2 separate regions of the Mus musculus genome follow, and region 2 is linked to region 1. The links are chromatin loops, found by intact Hi-C in ENCODE. Cell type or tissue: heart. All regions are shown on one strand. Each heading gives the region's core, and the rest is flanking DNA. Links, peaks and the distances in the headings are about the cores only.

Region 1 (7,359 bases), core at 1,173-6,172:
CACAGCTTGGGAACGTAGCTGGACACCTGAGATTTGTTAAGGAGCCCATGGCGCCTGTGGGTTGGGCTTAAGATGTGTAATTTCCCAGTGTGCACCTTCCTACACAACAGTTCAGTGAGGCGGGAGAAGTCGGGTTTTGGTCGCCTGGTTTGCACTGTGAAGAGGCAGGAGGGACTCTGGCAGCAAGGAGCTTTTATGTGCATTGGTGTTTTGCCTGCATGGATGTGTGAGGGTGTTGGACCCCTAGAGTTAAGGTTGTGAGCTGCCAGGTGGGTGCTGGGAATTGAACCCGGGTCCTCTGGAGGAGCAGCCAGTGCTCTTAACCACTGAACAGTCTCTTCAGGTCCTTGTGAGGAACTTTCTAACTCCAACAGGACCATAAACCTTTCTTCCCACGAGGCCTCCAGGGACAAGGACCCCTGGGGAAGTCTTCCTCCCTCTCAGGCAGCCATCCTCTCCTGATCTGACCCCTGGCTTCCCGAGGCTTCAGTTTGGAATCTAACATGGCAGCCCCTTGTCCATCTGAACACTGAGGTAACAAGCCCCCTGGACACAAGGGTATGCCAGCAGCAGTTCTAGCACCTTTATCATGATGGGGTTTCTGGTTGGAGAATCTGCCCAGAAGGCAGCAAACTGCTTTCTGAACCATCCCACTGACTTCTGAGGACACGCAGCTCCTGAGTTTCCATTTATAAGACCAAGAACGTCCCCCATGCAGGCTGCAGCTGGTTTGTCTCCGTGTGACAAAGTGGCACCTCCAGGGGCTCAACCTGTAGTGCCATTCACTGGCTGATGACAGGAATTCCTACTACTTGAGAGCAAGGCCAACAACACAGTTTCAGGTGCTCTCCCCTTGCCCCGTCACTTTAGAAACAGGACAAGTTGTCCGTAAGCTGTCTGCGGCACAATCGAGAAAGCAGAGCGCTCTACTTGGCCAGGGTTTCCTCTGGGAAGGACCACACCATTCTTCAATGTTTAATTACTCTTGGTTTTTATTGTATGAAATCACTTTGTGGGGACAGTGACATAGATTGCCTTCTAAGTCATCAAAACTGGCTTTGAGGCTAAGCCTCCAGACACCAGAATCCTGAATGTAAATCTGTCTTCTTTAATCAATAATAGAACTCATTGTGCAAGAATTTAGACAAGAAATAGTTCAAGTAAAATAGTATTTCTTAAAAACCAGCACCTCCCACAAGTCAAAGGGCATTTTTCAGCCTTGCTGACAGGGCTGGGCTCACTTGGGTCTTTTGGTCTCTTCCCTTTCAGTCAGTAGCTTGAAGGGAGGACAGGGTCACTGGGCTCTGATACCCTGCCGGATGAGCATGGCAGGTCCTACCAACGCTACTAGAATCTCATGCAAAACTCTGAGAGACGCTTCGGCACAAACAACTATTAAATGTCCTGGGCCATCTGGAGAAGTACTTCTGACACTCCAGTGGCGGGCGGCTCAACAGTCACTTTGCACTGAAAATCAAAGAACCCTACACACTCACGGCTCACGAACGGCTTCTGCCAGGGGAGGGGCTGTGGTCACGTGATCACGAGTACTCTGCCACTTTATCACACAGCAACTACCACAGAGGAGCAGTGGGGAGGGGAACTCAGAAAAAAATCACTAAAACGTTTGACAATCTTATCCAGAAACCGCCAAAATTTTAGTGTTTAATAATTAATAGAACTGACCAGGATGTGAAGATAGCAAGTTTGAGGGATGGGGTGTAGGGGTACTCTAGGCTATGCAGGCTGTGATAAGAATGCACGTTTATAAACCTGTCCACACATAGGAGTTAGTTGCAGAAAGCCACTTGGTTTTTGTCTTGGCTCGGGACAACAACATTCTGGATTCAGTACCGGCAGCCTGTGGGAGAAGAAAATGACCATTAGTATCAGCTCCAGCAGAGTCATCTGCTCAATTCCCCACTCTCCGTGCACACTAGTCTACAAAATGCCATGGTAAATAAGCAGTCTGCTTATGTGTCTGGCATCCCTGTGTGAGTATGTGCGGGTGAGTGTGAGTCCTTATTCCTGTGTGTGTATGTGCGGGTGAGTGCGAGTCCTTGAGGAGGCCTTTGAAGGTGGAGTTGCAGAGTGGTGAGCAGCGTCACGGGACAGCCGGGAACCGATCTTGGGTCCTCTACAAGAGCTTACGGCTCTAAGAGCTGAGCCACGTCTCTAGCCTCGTATTTAGACATCTTTATTCAGAGTTCTGACTCTACTTCCTGTTTCCATTTCCTTCTTTGTATATACCCATCCGGTGAACATCTTTAATCCTACAATCTTTCAGTTTCCTGCCGTAACGCAGCAGAGCTCCCTGGCAGCTCCAAGGCCCACTGTATACTTCAGCTCCTCTCTGGACAGGACTGGCTGCAATATAGCACATGACTCACGGTGAGGCAGCCCAGCATGTCGGTCACTACCTGACCTTCCCAGCCCCGAAGAGTCTCTTGGATTCCAACCTCTATTATAGTCACTGAAAAGTTGGTTCCAGCCCACGCTCAGAAAATAAGATGGGGGCTAAGAATCAGCCATTATATATGATCTTGATATTCTCATACTAAATCCTTGGTAAACTTCATTAAGAAATTAGGACTCTGCAGATGGTAAAAGTGAGGCCCACCTTTAATCCCAGCACTTGAGGCAGAGGCAGAGGCAGAGGCAGGTGGAGCTCTTTGAGTCTGAGGCCGTTCTGGTCTATACAGCAAGTTCTAGGCCAACAAGGCAGGGTTGCATAAGATTACGTCTCAAGAAAAAAACAAAAAAGTGCCTCTCCCCCAACAAGCACAGGTGCAGGCTACAAGAAGAAATTCACCTCAGTAGGTGGTTTTAGAGTAAAGGCGTCAAGTTTACAGTAAAAATCACACACACGCACATCTCTAGGACTTAAGATATCTATGCTCATGAAGGTGGCTTGAGTTCTCCACTATTTCCAAAAACAAAGCAATGAGCTATTTCAGTGGTAAGGGCAGGGCACCAAAACCACATGCCCCAAACTGCCATCATCCAGTGGTCCTCAGTGAGCAGCTTACCGGATAGACATGTGTCCGAGTCCCACGTATGTCCATGCAGGGCCTAGGGTTCGAGTGAGGCCCAACACAAACTGTTAACGTACTTAAAATGAAACCGTCATGGGACGGACAAGGCTCATCAATTGAGAGCACTTTTGCTCTTGGAGAGGACCTAGGTTTGGTTCCCAGCACCCATGTGGTGGCAAGTGCTGCCTGTAACTCCAGTTCCAGGAGAACCGATGCCTTCTTCTGGCCTCCCATGGCATGAGGAACATATGCAGGTAAAACACTCATATGTAAATAAGTCTTTTAACAAAAGTCAATTTCAGGGCTGGTGAGCTGGCTCAGAGGTTAAGAGCACTGACTGCTCTTCCAGAGGTCCTGAGTTCAAATCCCAGAAACCACACGGTGGCTCACAACCATCTGTAATGGGATCTGATGCCCTCTTCTGGTGTGTCTGAAGAGAGTGACAGCGTACATGAATGAAAGAAAGAAATAAAGAAAGAAAGAAAGAAAGGAAGGAAGGAAGGAAAAATCAATCTCATTTTTTTTTTTTTTTTTTTTTTTTTTTTGGTTTTTCGAGATTGGGTTTCTCTGTGTAGCCCTGGCTGTCCTGGAGCTCACTTTGTAGACCAGGCTGGCCTCGAACTCTGAAATCTGCCTGCCTCTGCCTCCCAAGTGCTGGGATTAGGTGGGAATTTCATAGCTGACATCGTGCTATGAGGAAAAAGATTGGCACATGCCTGGCACTGATACAGTAAGTTTGAAGTAATACAACTCGGAAATGTGAAATCTACCCAAGGAACTAGTTTGGCATGGAACATTTCTTTTCTTTTTAAAGATTTATTTATTTTACGTATATGAGTACGCTGTAGCTGTACAGATGGTTGTGAGCCTTCACGTGGTTGTTGGGAATTGAATTTAGGACCTGTGCTCGCTCAGGTCGGCCTGAAGATTTATTATTATAGATAAGTACACTGTAGCTGTCTACAGACTCACCAGAAGAGGGCGTCAGATCTCACTTCGGGTGGTATTTCAAAAACTTGGGAGTTCACCGGTGGGGAGGAGAGAGGTCTCCTGATAACCGATCAACGACACCCCCCCACCCCGTCGCACTGACGGGCGTTTTACGCTGAGGTAACCCCCCCCCCTCACCTTCAACTCTTCTGGGCAGTAGGAATCTTGTTTTCAGGGTCCAGTTCTTCTACTCCAGCCTGGGTCATGAGGTCAGCGATATTCTTCTCCAGGTCGTCAATCCGACTGCTCATGTCATCTAGTGGCACAGTTAAAGAGCCCGCACGGCAGCATCACCTCACCTCGGCCTCTCCCCCCCAGGCCCCCGCCCACTGGTTTAAACAGCTGCTTCCCCAGTTTCATCTGGCTACAGTGACAGCCTGGCGGTCGGGGTTCGGGGGGACTGGGGTGAGTTTTCTTCCCTACACCTCCAACTCTAGAAGTACTCCCAGACAACGGTTACCATGCAAACCCCTTTACTGGTGTTCTGGAGGGGCACCAACAAGGGCTTGGGGTAGGTCTCGCTGTGTCTCTGGCTCTTGGCACAGTCCTCCACGGGAACACAATATAGCCAAGATCAGGAAAGACACTTCTAAGTGGGGACGGGGAAAAGGCTCGGCCGTTAAGAGCACGCGAGGCTCCTGCAGAGGGCACGAGTGTACTGGGCAGTTCACAACCGCCTGTTACTCCAGCTCCAGGGGATCCAACGCCTCTGGTCTCAGTCACTCCCAGTACCCCCTTATACATATAATTAAAAATAATAAACCCTTTGTAAAAAAAAAGGCAATTTCTAAATGACTAACTGAAATCTGTTTGTAAACCACCCCGCTCACCCCCACAGTTAAGAAACTGCCTCCAAATCAAAAGGATATTCCTTCCGATGATCTGGTCTGACATGATCTGAAACTTGTCTTGCATCTGCTGCAAGAGCGTCTCCACCTAAGAGAAACCAGGACAAGTCAGCCGATCCCAACCTATGCCGAGACCCCCTTCCTGGGACCGGCGTTGGGGAGCCGAGGACGCAGGCATGAAGGGGGGGTGGGGTGGTGGTGGTTCCCGGCTGGAGTGTGAGGCCTTCAGCAAGGGCCTGCCAGCTCGGATCGGTGTCCCTGCGGGTCAGGTCCGGAGGGTCCGGGTCGGGGCCGACCGGAGGGCGAGCCCCGCAGGTGCGCGGGCCGAGGCCGCTGGCCACACCCCACGCCAGGGCCGAGAGCGGCCCCGGGGTGTCCAGGCCCATATGAGGCTGCCGCTTACCACCAAGGTGATGTCCTGCATGGTCTTGGGGTCCGTCTCGGCCATCTCCCCGGTGCCCAGCTTGGCGGCGATGTCTCGGAACCGTCACCTACACTTCGGTTTCTCGGCGCAGACGCCCACAAGCCGACAGTTCTCGCGACTACACGGTCACGGGACCGCGAGGCATTGTGGGTGTTGTAGTTTCTGCCACGCACCGGAAGGTCCTAGGAGGCTTCAGATTGTCCTGCCTGCGGATAAGCTACGCCCCCCAGTTCTTAGCTCCGCCTTCATCTTCCGCCCAGTTCCACCCTGAAGGCTGAACCGAGAGGAAGAGGAGGAGAAAACGCCGGAAATGGACCAAAATTGTGGGGATTAGCGTTGGCTTCTTCCATGGATGTAGTTAGGCACTCAGGCCTTGCAAGGCGAAGCCGGTGACGAGCTTGCTTCAAAGTCTGACACTGTGAGTTCAATCTCTGTGATCCACATGTTGGAAGCAGAAACTCGATTCCCACAAATTGTGTGTGCACTGCTGTGACATGCATGCATACACACATAAACATACACACAAAATAAGAAAGTGTTCTGTTACTACTAAAAAACATTAGGGGGCTGGAGAGATGGCTCAGCGGTTAAGAGCACTCACTGCTCTTCCAGAGGACCCGGGTTCTATTCCCAGCACCCACAGGGTAGCTCACAACTCCAAATCTAGGAGACCCAACAACCTCACACAGACAAAACACAGTGCAGGCAGTGGAGGAGGCTGGGATAGAATATCGTGGTCATTTGAATACAAATGGCCCCATAGGCCCATAGGGACTGGCCCTATTAGGAGGTTTGGCCTTGTTGGAGTAGGTGTGACCTTGTTGGAGGAGGTGTGTCACTAGGAGGCGGACTTTGGGGTTTCAGAAGTTCAAGCCTGGCCAGTGTCCTGCTGTGTGTGGATCCAGATGTAGAACTCTCAGCTCCTCTTCCAGCACCATGTCTGCCTGCACATGCCATGCTTCCTGTCATGATGATAGTGGACTAGTCCTCTGAACTGTAAGCCAGCCCCAGTTAAATATTTTCTTTTATGAGAGTTGTTGTGGGTATGGTGTCTCTTCACAGCAATAGATGTCCTAACTAAGACAGATCCAATTCTTTACATTTATGGACTGGAGTGGGGGTGTCTCTGAGTCTAGCAAACCAGTGAAGGTACGCGGCGTTAGGATATAAGGTCCGATTGTTCCACCCTACCTTGGGGCTGTTATAGGGAGTTGGGCAGCTTAAGGAAGACTCTAGACAGGGCAGGAGGAGTGGCTGATCCCCTCTGCAGAGCCAACACCGGCCAGAGTTCTCCATGTTCCTACGTTACAGTGAATTGTACAGGCACATGGATGGCTACAGGCCAGGAGACAGTTTAGTAAAGGAGAGAAACAGGGAACTCCAGCGTCCACCAGACCCAGGCTGAGGCCCAGCTTCAAAAGGGACCAGGTCTGTGACCTTCCCTAAGTTATTTACTTACCGTGTGTTCTTCTTCAGCAGCATCTGGGAAAGTTTTCAAAATTCTGCTTTCTGTTGAGTGAGGACCCCAACTTCCAGTCCCACAGAATGGCCCCTGACTATTTGTCTGCAACTGACACACAAGCTTGGTCTCAGGACTGTGTTTTGGGGTGAGGGTGGGGTAACTGCAGTTTGTTTAGCTGAAGGAAGACTAAGTCTTATTAGCATTGGTAACTAAGGTGGGTCAGGCCTGGCCAGGGAGATAGATGTGTGGTTCAGCTGTCTTCCCCAGTTGTCATCTGACCACATCCTCCCCAGCCCCCTCTCCCTCTCCCCCAACCTCAATTCACACGGAGGACTCCCTTCCCATGGTAGACAAGCAAAGCGATTGTGTGTGTGTGCACGCACGTGTGTGCATGTGTCCAGGAATACAGGCACCCTCAGAATCCAGAAGAGGGTGTTGGGTCCCTGGAGCTGGAGTTACAGACAATTGTGAGCAGCCCAGTATGGGTGCTGGGAATCAGACTCAGGTCCTCTCAACTGTGAGCCATTTTTCCAGCCTCTGCCTCCTCCCCTCTTTCCTTCCTAGGACACTGGCAGTTGTTGGCTTTGTTTGTTTGAATTT
Region 2 (7,359 bases), core at 1,211-6,210, 1.5 Mb after region 1:
TTGAGGTGGGTTGCCCTGGACTCACAATTTGCATGTTCCTGACAGCCAGCCAGCCGGTAAGTACCTGTTTAATGAATGAGTCAGGGAAGCAGGAAGAAGGAGCACAATTTGTGAGGAGAGACAGACTTGATATTGGATATTATGCGCCTCCCAATCAACACTTAAATTCCTCTAGGACTGTCTCAACAACGCCCTCCCCTTCCCTGCCTCATTTGGGTGTCTGTCCTTGCCACTGCCATTTTGGGCGAACACAATGACTGTCTCTTCTTGGAGGAAAGGCAGGACTTCTCTTTGAAGCATTACTCTCCCCACTATGAAGTCTCTCGCCTCCCGCTGGGATTATAAATCAAGTCCTACCCTAAACCAGGACAAATGGAGACCCTCCTTGACTTTGAAATTGTGAGCAGAGTGCCTTAAGAGCTGAGAAATCTGCTGGTGTTCACCCAGTGACAGTTTACATTCATCCCTGCTTCCAAGATTCCTTGGTGGTCCTGGCTGCTGCCCTTTTTTTTTCCCTTTGTTCTTAAGCCCCCTCGTCAACTCTAGGAACTACGGGGTATCCCAATAAATCTGTTTTGTGTATGCCCCTTCATAACTGGTACTTGGAAACAAACAAGCAAAAGTAGCAAGTGGGACTTAATATACCATCTGCCTCAATCTCTGCATGAGAGCATCCTCTGCAGGCCCCAGACTCTTCTCCCCCAGCTCCCGCACGGGGAAGGTGTGTGCTGCCACAGCAGCTCTGAAGTCAGTACTGCAGACATGGAGAGAAAGGGTGGGAGGACTCAATATGGAGAGAGGAGTCCTCTTCTTGATGGATCCAGTAGTTGGCCTTTACAATCCCAACCAACTTCATCATGACATGACTCGGAACCATGTGAAGACCTACTTAGGATATTTCTGACCACAAAACAGTGATTTCTTTATTGTATTTAATCACAACATGTTATTGAGTAGAGCATCTATCCTGTGTTCTATAATCTAGTACCATCAAAAGATTAAGGAGTTATCTTCCCTGTGGGGAGCAATTCAAAGCCACAATTACACTATTAGTCTTAAATTACTACTCATGTATTACATTTGGAGAGGTAGGACTTTTGGGTATTCGTTTTAAGTATTTGCAACACCAAATAAAAATACAGAATGTTTTTAGTTGACTGCTTGAAAACTTTGGTCTTTATCTCTCAAACGAGTGCTGAAGAATTGAGACAATAGCATCCCTGTTTCGGGGAAACAAATCAAAACCCAGTGCTCAAGTAGACTAGAAATAATGGAGGTCTGAATGAAGTTATGGAGCTTGGCCAGCCGTTGATGGTTGTACACATGCTATTACATCCACAAAGGACGATGTTTTCCTCTTCTTAACCCAAAAGGACTCATCCTTCAAGAGTTAACTCAGACACCCTCGAGCTTCCTGGAGATTAAGTCACCTTTTCTTCTCCTCTGTCCTCAGGCACTTCTTTCAAAATCCTACACAGTAGCCAAGGTCAGAATTCTAGGAAGTGGATTAGCAGGTATGATTGTGTACTGTTTGCTTGGTAGAGTTTCAGATTTGCAAAATGGGGAGTGGGTGACCTGCAGCTACAGCACACAGCCCTGGGAATGACTGGGAGGACTAACTAGTCCTTGGCTAACTTGTAGGATGTAAAACAAGGCCAGGAGTGGAAGTCGACTAAGTCTCAGGTGTGTGCCCACCAAGTCTCCGGGTCTCAACCTGCTCTACCTTACCAAACCTTTTAGCATAGCTTCACATCCCACAAATCCTCCTTTTTCTTTTTATAGGAGGGGCATCACTGGAGTGTCTAGAGTGAAAATTTAGGGTGGGGTGGAATATCAAAATAAAACACAACACCATAAGCCAGAGGGGTAACAAGGGGTGGGAGCTAAGAAAACAAGGGATTATTGAAACAATTAAATGTCATACCATTTGGGATACACTGCCTTTGCCAGGCCAGAGAGGCTCAGGGACTCTTGCTATGCCATCTTTGGTCAGCAAGCTCTTGTCACAACTGTAACTTATAGTTACATGATACTTCATTTTTCTATGGTCACCATAATGAAATACTACAGGGGTGGGGTGGGAGGGGGTGTTGGGTGTCGGCTACATGTATTTCTTATAGTCATGACCAAGGTAGTAGTAGTTTTGGCTTCTCTGGGGCTTCTTTCCTTGGCGTGTAAATGGTCTTTCTTTTAGCACACACACCTCTGGTGCACTCAGAAGTTTTCATCTTATGACAGGAGGCTGAAGATTTAGCTAAGTGGTAAGCTTAGTGTGTGGCTGTAGGTTTCGTCTACAGCACAGGGGAAGAAAGGCTACCAGCCACACTGGATGTGGGTTCGTCCTAAAGGTTGTCTCTTGAAAAGCCCTGTCTCCAAACACAGTCACATTTTGAAATAATGGGGGTCAGGACTTCAGTATTTGAATGGAAGGAGACATAAGTCTGCCATATATGGTTAGTCCGGTAACAAGATAGCAGGATTTTTATTTATTTTATTTTTTATTTTTGGTACATTCTACCACCAAGGCTTCATATAACGATATTTTCTTGACTTTCAAGCCTTCCCACTTTGATCTGAAGAGGGCCACCCTGGATTAAATTTAAAGTGACCCTAAAAGTCACTGGCTGCAGCCATTTTCTTCCTTCCACGGTATTTACTGCTTTCTAATGTAGCTCCAGGAAAGGGTGGGAATGTGTCTTTAGCCCCTTGGTGCTCACCCATGTCTCACTGACAGTTATGAGTAAATGTGTTTCTGTAACCACTTAACACATTATGTCTTTATTTACTCCACTGAGAAAACCTGCAGGGCGTTTAATATCCGGAATGCTTTATGAATCTCGACTTTACCACTTCTCCAGCGGGTTGCTTATTACATGCCAGTGATGTGTCCTTCCGTATACTTACGAGGTACGGCACCACAACTTGTGGAAGTCCATTCTGCCCTTCCATCACGGGGGTCCCGGGGATCAAACTCATGTCCTCCTCGGGCTTGGCAGCAAGTGTTTTCACCCATTAAACCACCCCTGGCCCCTTCACAAGTTGTCGCCTTGCGTACAGCTCTTGCTAGTTCCTGCCATTCTTCCCATTCCAGAAGGAAATCCTTCAGGCTCCAAGATGCACAGCGAACAGGTGTATGCATATTCATCAGTCTTCCACGGTTTGTGTGCAGCCCTACAGCTATCACGCAGCCTGGGTTTGTGACCACCTCCTTCACTCTGGGACAGAGCATAGCGACACCAGCGGCTCAGGGCTACTGAGAGTTCTAGAAAACACGCTTCATAGAAAGCCACCATTCGTATTTTTAAAACTTTTAAACTCTGGCAGCAACCTCAGCGGCCTCAGCTAGGACCTCAGCAAGGAACTTCCAGACCGGGTCGTTAGGGAGTCCTCGGGTGTCGTGGAGGCCCCGCCTACAGCTCCAGCGTCCTCCCCTTAATCCGCCTTTCCTGAGTTTAGCCCTGGGACCCTGAATCGCAGTCGCCCCGCGGTGGCCCGAGCTCTTACCACAGCTCTTTGCGGAGAGACGCGCTCCGGGAGCTGGAGAAGCCAGAAGCAGCTCCGAGCACTAGGGCGGGGCAGCGCGATGGGTGTGCCTAATCGGGGGCGTGGCAACGGCGCGGGGGCGGAGCTAAAGCTCTGCCACGCCTGTAAGCGACGTGGCCCGGGCGGGTCTAGAGCGTCGTCTTATCTAGCTCCGCTCTTGACCGTGCGCAAGCGCAGTGCGGCGGGAAAGCCTCTGCAAGTGCGTCCAACATGGCGTCGGAGCGCAAGACTAAGTTATCCAAGAACCTGCTGCGCATGAAGGTGCTGAGGTCGGGAATGCTGGGTTGTCGGGCGGGGAGGCTGCTGAGCTCCGAGATGTTCCGTAGTGGGACTCGGGCCGAAGCGATGGGCAGACTGGCTCGGGATGGCCGCGGCCAGCGCACCCCATTCATTCGCTCAGCCTGCGGGCCTTTGGGCACCAGGGGTGAGATTTTGCTTAGCCTGATGTGGGGAGGGAGCCTGCACAACGTTCATCAGAGCCTGCAGAGTTGAGTGCTGTGGTGGCTTTAGTGTCTGGGCCGCCTGGGAAGTTAGACTTCTCGCGAGAAGTGGTCCCTAAGGAGGAACAACGTGAGGGATGGCAGGTAGTGTCCTAAACTGAGGGAAAGTGAGTCCAGAAGCTAAGAAGGAGAAAATCAGGGACGTTGCAAAGAACTAAAGGTAGCTCGGACGTCTGAAAGACAAGGAGCATAAAATGAGGCTGGAAATCTTAGTGGTCACACATCCAAGGAATTGTAAGCCAGGCTGAAGTTTTGTTCCTGTTGCCTCATGAGCAGGAGGAAACTGTTTTCTGAGTTAATTGCTTTTTGTTTGTTTGTTTGTTTGTTGGGGGGGGGGGGGGTCGAGACAGGGTTTCTCTGTGTAGCCCTGGCTGTCCTGGAACTCACTCTGTAGACCAGGCTGGCCTCGAACTCAGAAATTTGCCTGCCTCTGCCTCTCCCAAGTGCTGGGATTAAAGGCGTGCGCCACCACGCCTGGCTAGTTATTGTTTTTTTAAGGCCACTTTAACTGAACTGTGGATGATGGTTAATCAGAAAGGCCCAGCCCAACAACGTGAAAGCTCACAGCCAAAAGGATGAGCTAAAAAAGTTCCTGTGTTCTGGGTGAAGGTTGTCTTCGTGGTGGGAATGGAGAAAATGTTAGTGGGGTGAAATGAGTTCTCCACTAACTTTTAAACAAAATGAGTTTCCCTTTGTGTGTGTGCATGCATAGCTGTATATATACCATGTGTGTTCAGGTGCCTGCGAAGGCCAGAAGAGAGTGTTGGAGCCCCTGAAACTGGAGTTTTAAGTCAGCAGGTATGAGTACCAGGACTTAGGCAAGAGTCAAGGGTGCTCTTAGCCACTGAGCCAACTTCCCCAGCCCATGATTTTTAAATTTGAAGTTGAGCCAGCTGAAGTGGCTTTGATGGCACACATTTGTAATCCCAGCACTTGGGAGGTGGAGGCAGGAGCTTAATTTGTGGCCAGCCTGAGCTGGATATGAGACCCTGTCTCAGACATCATTAAAACAGAAGCAGCTTAACCACAATTTAAAAGGGGTTAAAAGCGGATGAACACAGGAGTTAAGACAGGGAAAAGCTAACTCTTGAAGCTTAAATAATACTAATAGAACGTATTCACGGTCCTCCCAATATTCCGGCATTGTTCTCCGTGTATATACTGAACCACTTAATTCACATAGTAACATTTGAAGGAGTTACAGTTGTCATCTCTGACACCTGAGGTATCTGAGACAGAAGTAACAGCTGAAAAGACTGGTCATCTGGCCCCAGAGCTTCTGCTTGTAATGATTAGCCTGTAGCACCTGTCTCTAACACACGGGGAGCTTGATTACAACGCCTGACTCAACAGTATTATAAACATGTGTTTAACAGAGCTGTCCTACCTACCAAGCGGTATAGTTTAGCTACACAGTACACTATAGAGTTTCAGTAGCTTACCCCAGGATGGTGTAGCTGTCTGGGAGCTGTGGCCCACTGTGCCCCAGCAGCCTAATAGAGTCTCCTCTTACATATGGCTAGCCCAGGAAACAGCATTCCTAGTAGTGTTTCTAATGGGTGGTAGCAGATCCCCACCATCTTAAAGGTGATTTGATTCATTAAGCCTCACCATGTGAAGTTGTGGTCTGTCAGTGCTTATGGTGAAATGAAAACTCTCTTAGAGAACGTGTTTCCAAGAAAAGGAAGGAAGGCATAAACGGGTGCTGTGTCGAGGGCCGGGGAGTGAGCATTCCCCCATGAGCTTTGAGTGCAAGCTGAGCTGGGATGCTATCTGGCCTAGGTATTTGTAAATATATTTGAGTCTCAGAGTTGTTATTTATGGGAGCTTGGGGCCCAGAGGAAAAACCCAAGTTTATAGAAAACATCATACAGCAATGCTTCATTAATCCCAGCACTGAAGAGGCCTGTGAGGCAGGTGGATCTCTTGCGTTCAAGGCCAACCTGGTCTACATCCTGAGTTCCAGGACAGACAGGGCTACACAGTGAAATCCTATCTGGGAAACCTTAAGAAATAAACAAGCAAACAAACAAAAAACCCTAGACAGTTACTGATGGAGCTGGAGAGCTATAGTTTCCCAGAGTCTGCTCTGAACCCTCAGTTTTGAGGGAGGTGAAATTGCTAGTTTTAGAGTGTGTTCTGAGGTCTTCCGAACCCTAGACATGCTTGGTTCACAGCCATGTTCTTATCCTCTGTCCAGTGTAGATGTGGGTGACTGACTGACTGTGTGCCTTCATGTATCCGCTAAGGCGAAATTGAAGATAGGAGGCAGTTAGTCAGGTTTTGCCACCAAGAATGTAAGGGGCCGTGTGAGGCACCTGTACTTTGAACCACAGGGTCACTAATCCAAGGGTCACTGGTACTCAGGGAGTCGTTTGTCTGCCGGGTGCCCTGGTACCTATGGCTGGCCACCCATGAGCCAGGGCACTGACACGGGCTTGCTCCTGTCTTAACAGTTCATGCAAAGAGGCCTGGACTCGGAAACCAAGAAACAGCTAGAAGAGGAGGAGCGGAAGATGATCAGCGACGAGCACTGGTACCTGGATTTGCCGGAGTTGAAGGAGAAGGAGTAGGTGACTGGGGTTCATGGGGGAGGGGAAGGTGGGGGAGGCTAATACAGATGAGGAGTGTTGCGGGAAATATTAAGACAAACTCTCAGCGGGGGCCAGGCCACGCTCCTGCAGCCTCCAACTCTCTGGAGTTGGCCCCTGCGCCACGTGAGCTCATGTCTCTCTGGCCCCTTGAGGCCACAGGGCTCCAGCCGGGCCATCTCTAGAATACACCTCCCCTCCCCCAGCCCAGTTCTTCTCACTTCCACTCAATGCTCCGCACACCCCACCTAATTACCAGGTAGAATCAAGACTTTGTTGTTGTTGTTGTTGTTGTTTTGGGGTTTTTTGGTTTTTTTCAAGACAGGGTTTCTCTGTGTACACAGGGACACTCTGTGAGTGTCCTGGCACTCACTTTGTAGACCAGGCTGGCCTCGAACTCAGTAATCCGCCTGCTTCTGCCTCCCAAGTGCTGGGATTAAAGGCGTGCGCCACTACCACCCAGCAAATCATGACTCTTAAAGCTTAATTACCTAATCAGATTTATATAACAATAGAAATCACAATTTACAAGAAGCCAATTACAATACTTTCAGAGCCAACTGATAATGATAAAGCCTTTACCCCAGTTATTCTAACCTTGTGAAAATCTTAGCTACCTGTGGCTGTTTAAAACCACACGGGATCAGGATCTTCTTCCAGTCCCTCTGCCTCCATTTTGGCTTCTCCTCCTGACAGTCCCTCTGCCTCCATGTTGGCTTCTCCTC

The links. Peaks named below come from ENCODE experiments on the same cell type or tissue, not always from the same donor. Only the 100,000 strongest peaks of a DNase experiment are listed, where the experiment ranks them.
Region 2: a loop joins it to region 1, with 4 times the contacts of the local background. A loop is called at or near these places in 1 of 42 quality-filtered maps.

Annotation. Positions count from the first base shown.
Region 1 is chr8:119,342,538-119,349,896 of GRCm38, reverse strand. Hsbp1 (heat shock factor binding protein 1) reads right to left here and starts at 5,359. Exons shown (of 4, transcript NM_024219.1): 1 at 5,277-5,359; 2 at 4,895-4,961; 3 at 4,164-4,284; 4 at 968-1,861. The coding sequence starts at 5,321. The coding sequence ends at 4,166. In heart, for the core only: a CTCF peak has its summit at 4,011 (motif pointing right); a DNase peak (open chromatin) is centred at 5,446; H3K4me3 peaks cover 2,066 bases; H3K27ac peaks cover 1,705 bases.
Region 2 is chr8:117,798,297-117,805,655 of GRCm38, reverse strand. It overlaps Mphosph6 (M phase phosphoprotein 6), which reads left to right and starts at 3,682. Exons shown (of 5, transcript NM_026758.4): 1 at 3,682-3,804; 2 at 6,500-6,612. The coding sequence starts at 3,754. In heart, for the core only: a CTCF peak has its summit at 3,481; a DNase peak (open chromatin) is centred at 3,625; H3K4me3 peaks cover 2,722 bases; H3K27ac peaks cover 2,271 bases.